Regions from separate parts of the Homo sapiens genome. Here region 2 is linked to region 1. Evidence: chromatin contacts called from ENCODE Hi-C or POLR2A ChIA-PET data. All regions are on one chromosome and are shown on one strand. The core of a region is the stretch at or near the end of the contact, and the rest is flanking DNA. Distances in the headings are between cores, read along the strand shown.

Region 1 (3,193 bases), core at 264-2,763:
TCAGAGGTGCATAATTAGGGAACTAGGGCAATTCAAAATCATGCCCCATGAAACCAGGTACCAAATGAATATGTTACCCTTGAAACAGGTCTTTCTACAACAGCATGATTAGGGGACGTTTCCTCTATATCCTACAGCCATACCATTCAAGGGAGACTCATATGTCAAAGCACCTAACGGTGCCTGGTACCTACCAGATCCTAAGGAAAGGGTAGGTGATCTCAAAAACAGTGCTTTCTAACTATGTTTGCTATCTCGGCCCAAATTTGAAATCAATACAGCGAGGGATCAAAATGGATACAGAATTTGTAGACTGAAGCAACTACTACAAAAGTGCAAAGCGATCCAGAAAATAGCCACACATTTGCTTGCTTTTTGGGTTTGCTAATTTGAAGTTAGAAAAAAGAACCACCTCACTAGAACCTTTAGATTTGCACATGAAAAAACGTATCCTTGTCTAGCTAACTGAAGATTCAACACAGTCATCTCACAATCCTGCCCCAACCCCTCCTCTATGGAAAGGACAATGCACCGGACAAAAGGCCATTTTGTCCAGGAAAAAGGAGGAATGTTACATCCAAAACATACTTTCTGAATTCCTACTATGTGCCTGACTCAGGCCTAGGAGCTGGGAATACAAAGATGCAGTCTTTGCCCTTGAGGATGGCAATACAACGGGAGACAGAGACAAGCAACAAACAATACACTGCGATGAGCTACAGCAGAAAAAAACTCTTAATTCAGAAGCGTTTCCTTGTAAGGTAATTCATATTTATTCAACTTGTACCCTACTCAAAGACCAAATTAAATTATTTCATTATTCCCAAGAACTTTCGAAGGGATAAAAAGGGTTCATGCCAACCATTACTAATGCCTACTAGTGCCACAGACTGGGAGCTCCCTGAGGGCAGGGATGGCGCTAACCTACCCTCGTATTCTCTGTGGCAGACAGACAAGTGCCGCACGAGGGATGCAGCAACCACAGAGGGATGCGGGGCTTGGAGGTAGGGTTGGGGCCGGGGCTGGCTCGAGCGCGCTCGGGACGTACAGGAAGGGGCCAGATGCGATGCTCCACGAGAGCACCAGGCACTCAGTCAAGAGTTGGGCGTAAGTTCGGGCCAAGGCCTCGAAGCGCTCCGGCGACTGGCTAATCGCTCAAAGGGGCTGCCTAAGTGAGCGCCTTTGAGCCCCCAACCCCGGGTTTCTTCAGTTCCTGGGCCTGGGCTCCAGGCTCTCGGTTCTTCAACACGTCGCCCGGCCCGGTGCAGCAAACAGTTTTTCCTCAACCATTCCGGGGTTTCTGAGCCGTTCGGCTCGCAGCAGAAAAGTAAAAAAAGAGCCGCCCTTCCAGCCCAGGCTAGCTCCGGCCGGGCCACTCTAGCCCTGGCCGCCCCGCCACTCACCAGGTTGGGCAGTCGAACAGCGGGAGGCTAGAGCCGGAGTTCGCGGCTGCCGCCATCTTGCGTCTCCCCCTCCCATTTGGCGCGCCCTAAGCACGCCGGGAAACTGGAAGACCGAGAAGGGAAAAGCGGCATCCCAGCAGCCTGTGCGTACGCACGCTCACGCACGCCCGTACGGGGGGCGGTGCTTCTAGTGGGGACAGAGGAGCTTTTGGGATTTTTTTTTTTTCAGCGTTTGTGCGAGTTGGCCGTCTCTGGAAGTCTCCAGTGGTTAGGGTTTTCCTTGGCCAGGAGGTGTCAAAGGAAAAGGGGCTTTGTAGGGAGGGGAGTCAGTCTTTCCCTACGTCCTCCTGCAAACGCTTCTTGGCTCTAAAATCTTGGGACTAAGCCGTGCGCGATGGCTCACGTCTGTAATCCCAGCACTTTCGGAGGCTGAGGCGGGCGGATCACTTGAGGTCGGGAGTTTGAGACCAGCCTGACCAACATGGTGAAACCCCGTCTCTACTAAAAATACAAAAATTAGTCGAGTGTAGTGGCACATGCCTGTAATCCCAGCTACTTGGGAGGCTAAGGCAGGAGAATCGCTTGCACTCGGGAGGCAGAGGTTGCAGTGAGCCGAGATCGCGCCATTGCACTCCAGCCTGGGCAACAGAGCGAGACTCCGTCTCAAAAAAAAAAAAAAAAAAAGTAAAGAAAGAAAAAATCTGGGGACTACATCCTCCTCCAGAGTTTAGGTTAAGACCGTCAGCCTTTTGCCCTCAAAGCGGAGAAGCTAAAGGGCAAAACTCGGAGATTGGAGTGATTATTGTTTCTCTTCAGCCCTTCTCCAAAAAGTGGCACCCTACTCACTTTTTTCTAATTCACGTTTAGGCCTGTAGATTGTCAGGGAATCTGCATTAGGGGTCACCTAGTCTGTTTATGAAAACTCTGGACAAGCAGGAGCCAGGAGCAGGTCCAGTCAGAAAGCAGGGGTCCAAATCATCACTGTGCTTGGCTCAAATGGTTAATTTTTTTAAAAAGGATTTTTTGCTTTTGGTTATAGGGCAAGGAAGCATAAGGATTGCTCGCTTGCCCTAGATCACCAGCTGGTTTTAAGAGACCATTAGCAGGGCCTCTGGTTTTTTATTTTTTATTTTTTTATTGATCATTCTTGGGTGTTTCTCGCAGAGGGGGATTTGGCAGGGTCATAGGACAATAGTGGAGGGAAGGTCAGCAGATAAACAAGTGAACAAAGGTCTCTGGTTTTCCTAGGCAGAGGACCCTGTGGCCTTCCGCAGTGTTTGTGTCCCTGGGTACTTGAGATTAGGGAGTGGTGATGACTCTTAATGAGCATGCTGCCTTCAAGCATCTGTTTAACAAAGCACATCTTGCACTGCCCTTTATCCATTTAACCCTGAGTGGAGAGAGCACAGGGTTGGGGGTAAGGTCATAGATCAACAGGATCCCAAGGCAGAAGAATTTTTCTTAGTACAGAACAAAATGAAAAGTCTCCCATGTCTACTTCTTTGTACACAGACACAGCAACCATCCGATTTCTCAATCTTTTCCCCACCTTTCCCCCTTTTCTATTCCACAAAACCGCCATTGTCATCATGGCCCGTTCTCAATGAGCTGTTGGGTACACCTCCCAGATGGGGTGGTGGCCGGGCAGAGGGGCTCCTCACTTCCCAGTAGGGGCGGCCGGGCAGAGGCGCCCCTCACCTCCTGGATGGGGCGGCTGGCCGGGCGGGGGCTGACCCCCCCCCCACCTCCCTCCTGGACGGGAGGGCCTCTGGTTTTAATGGCATTGTCTG
Region 2 (2,997 bases), core at 32-2,531, 280 kb before region 1:
GGGTTCACTTTAATATGTAAACAGGCCTAGCATAGTGGCTCCCGCCTGTAATCCTAGCTACTCAAAGGGCCAACATGGGAGGATCACTTAAGGCCAGGAGTTTGAGACCAGCTTGGGCAACATAGCGAGACCCATATCTCTTAAAAAAAAGCAGACAGGGTGGCTAGATCTAAGGCAGCCTGAAGATGAGCCAGCAAGTTGAGGATAGCAGAGTGGCAAGAGCACAGAACTTGGGCCCTTGGGCCGGGCACAGTGGCTCACATCTGTAATCCCAGCAGTTTAGGAGGCTGAGGCAGGCAGATCACCTGAGATCAGGAGCTCAAAACCAGCCTGGCCAACATGGTGAAACCCCATCTCTACTAAAAATACAAAAATTAGCTGGCCATGGTGGTGTGGACCTGTAATCTCAGCTACTCGGGAGGCTGAGGCAGGAGAATCACTTGAACCTGGGAGATGGAGGTTGCAGTGAGACGAGATCAAGCCACTGCACTCCATCCTGGGTGACAGAGCGAGAGTCTGTCTCAAAAAAAAAAGAACTTGGGTCCTTGATGACACCAGCCAGCTGCTGAATTAATTAACTCTGGATCCCATCTAATTTAGGACTTCTTAAGTGAATATTTCCTTACTAAGTAATTTTGATTTTTTTTTAAAAATTAAATATGGAATGCTTTATGAATGTTTGTGTCATCCTTGCGCAGGTGGAGGTTGCAGTGAGCCAAGATCGAGCCACTGCACTCCAGTATGAGCAACAGAGTGAGACCCTGTCCCCTACTAAAAAAAAAAGCAGTTTTGAGATTTAATTCAGGTATCTTTTAAAGTGTACACTTCAGTGGCTTTTTTTGTTGTTGTTGTTTTGTTTTTTTGAGACAGGGTCTCACTCTGTTGACCAGGCTGGAGTGCAGTGGTGCAATCATGGCTCACTGAAGCCTCGACCTCCTGGGCTCCAGAGATTCTCCCGCTTCAGCCTCCTGAGTAGCCAGGACTACAGATGTGCACCACTATGCCCAGTTAATTTTTCTTTTTTTTTTTTCAGTAGAGATGAAGTCTCATTATGTTGCCCAGGCTTGTCTTGAACTCCTGGGCTCCAGTGAGCCTCCTGCCTCAGCCTACCAAAGTGCTAGGATTACAGGTGTGAGCCACCATACCCTTACTGATTTTTAGTGTATTCATTGACAAAGTTGTGCAACAATCACCACTAATTTCACCACCTCAAAAAGAAACCCCATACCCACTAGCAGTCACTTCCTGTTCCCCCCCACCACCGCATGCAACCATTAATCTTAACAAGGGATCTTCGGGGAAAGCGTCCAGTCTTTCACAAGGAAGTATGATGTTAGCTGGGGGTTTTTGTAGATATCCTTTATCTGGTTGAGAAAGTCCCCTTCTCTCCCTAGTTTGTTGAATGCTTTTAAACTGTTAGATTTTGTCGAATGTTTTTAGGCATCTATTGGAGGGGTGGGTTTTGTTCTTTATTCAATTAATATGGTGTATTACATTAATTGCTGTGTAAATATTAACATAATGGTTCAACACACTCCTTGAAATAATGATATTCATTTGTAAGCTCAGGTGAGCCACATTATAAGAGCATCTGATAGCTGACAATCCAGCTTACACAACTGTAGGCTTGTTTAATTAGGTTAACAGATTTTTTTTTTCTCTACCAAGTTTTTCTTTTCTCTTTTTTTTTTTTTCTGAGACAAAGTCTTGCTCTGTCGCCCAGGCTAGAGTGCAGTGGCACCATCTTGACTCACTGCAACGTCTGCCTCCCAGGTTCAAGCAATTCTCCTGCTTTGGCCTCCTAACTAGCTGGGATAACAGGCATGTGCCACCACACCCAGCTAATTTTTGTATTTTTATTTAGTAGAGATGGGGTTTCACCATGCTGGCCAGGCTGGTCTTGAACACCTGACCTCAGGTGATCCGCCTGCCTCGGCCTACCAAAGTGCCGGGATTACAACCGTGAGCCATTGTGCCTGACCACTACCAAGTTTTTCTGAAGAAGAAAATTCATTGTTAGTGAAGGGGTTCAGGACATGCCACCCCAAAATATGCCACTCTGGCATATTATTTTGAGCTGAAGCCACTTGAGAAACAGCCGGTGCAGGAAGAACCCTCTGAATTCCATCTTTTTACCTAAATACAGTTCATAAAATTTCCCATGAGAAAGATGCCCTCTCTGTACCAGGAAGAGAAGCACATTCCCATCACCGGAGACTGAGGGTTGATGGCGCAGTGGGCCTGTACAAATGAACCTACTAAAATAACCCCATGTATTTCCTAGTCATTGTCCCACAACTAACTGCCTTTAGCTCAAGCCTCTTTGTCTTGTCACATCCCCACAATTTGTCATTCTTTTTTTTTTTTTTTAGACAGAGTCTCTGTTGCCCAGGCTGGAGTGCAGTGGCACAGTCTTGGCTCACTGCAACCTCTGCCTCCCAGGTTCAAGCAATTTTCCTGCCTCAGCCTCCCGAGGAGCTGAGACTACAGGCACCCGCCACCAAGCCCAGCTAATTTTTGTATTTTTAGTAGAGACGGGATTTCCTCATGTTGGCCAGGCTGGTCTTGAACTCTTGACCTCAGGTGATCCACCAGCTTTGGCCTCCCAAAGTGCTGGGATTACAGGTGTGAGCCACCAAGCCTGGCCTGTCATTCTTTTGTTGTTGTTGTTCTCTTTATAGCCGGCTCAGACTCCAGTTCACATCACCCACCGATTTATTATTCTTTATGTAAAAAGGTATATAAGCATTTGGGCTTAATTAATTCTTTGGGTTTTCACTTTCCTTCTGACGACTCCTGTGTATAGATAAAATATTTAAAAACTTTGTATGCTTTTCTCATGTTATTCTGTCTTATGTCTGTTTAATATTAATACTTAGGCCAGGCTGGGCGTGGTGGCTCACACCTGTAATCCCAGCACTTTGGGAGGCCAAGGCAGGTGGATCACTTGGGGTTAGGAGTTTGAGAACAGCCTGGCCAACATGGTGAAATCCCGTC

Evidence for each region. Hi-C counts contacts between places; a loop is a spot of excess contacts on that map. ChIA-PET counts read pairs that join two places held with the same protein, here RNA polymerase II (POLR2A). Pooled maps may share reads with other maps.
Region 2: a loop to region 1 is called in a pooled map, with 2.4 times the contacts of the local background. The contact joins the enhancer-like site here to the promoter of PPP1R8 in region 1. A Hi-C loop is called at or near these places in 1 of 50 pooled maps. POLR2A ChIA-PET finds 5 or more read pairs at or near these places in 2 of 52 experiments (B cell and WTC11).

Annotation. Positions count from the first base shown.
Region 1 is chr1:27,829,102-27,832,294 of GRCh38, reverse strand. PPP1R8 (protein phosphatase 1 regulatory subunit 8) reads right to left here and starts at 1,513. Exons shown (of 7, transcript NM_014110.5): 1 at 1,404-1,513. The coding sequence starts at 1,459. It overlaps LOC124903885 (a long non-coding RNA gene), which reads left to right and starts at 512. Exons shown (of 2, transcript XR_007065562.1): 1 at 512-1,546. RefSeq lists enhancers at 464-1,248, 1,206-1,375, 1,249-2,034 and a silencer at 1,506-1,585.
Region 2 is chr1:28,113,700-28,116,696 of GRCh38, reverse strand. No RefSeq gene overlaps it. Among named protein-coding and RNA genes, the nearest start is that of EYA3, 27 kb to the right of the region's middle. Within about 2 kb of position 1,281, at least 4 of the 41 ENCODE cell types and tissues checked have a DNase peak (open chromatin) inside an H3K27ac peak, as active enhancers do.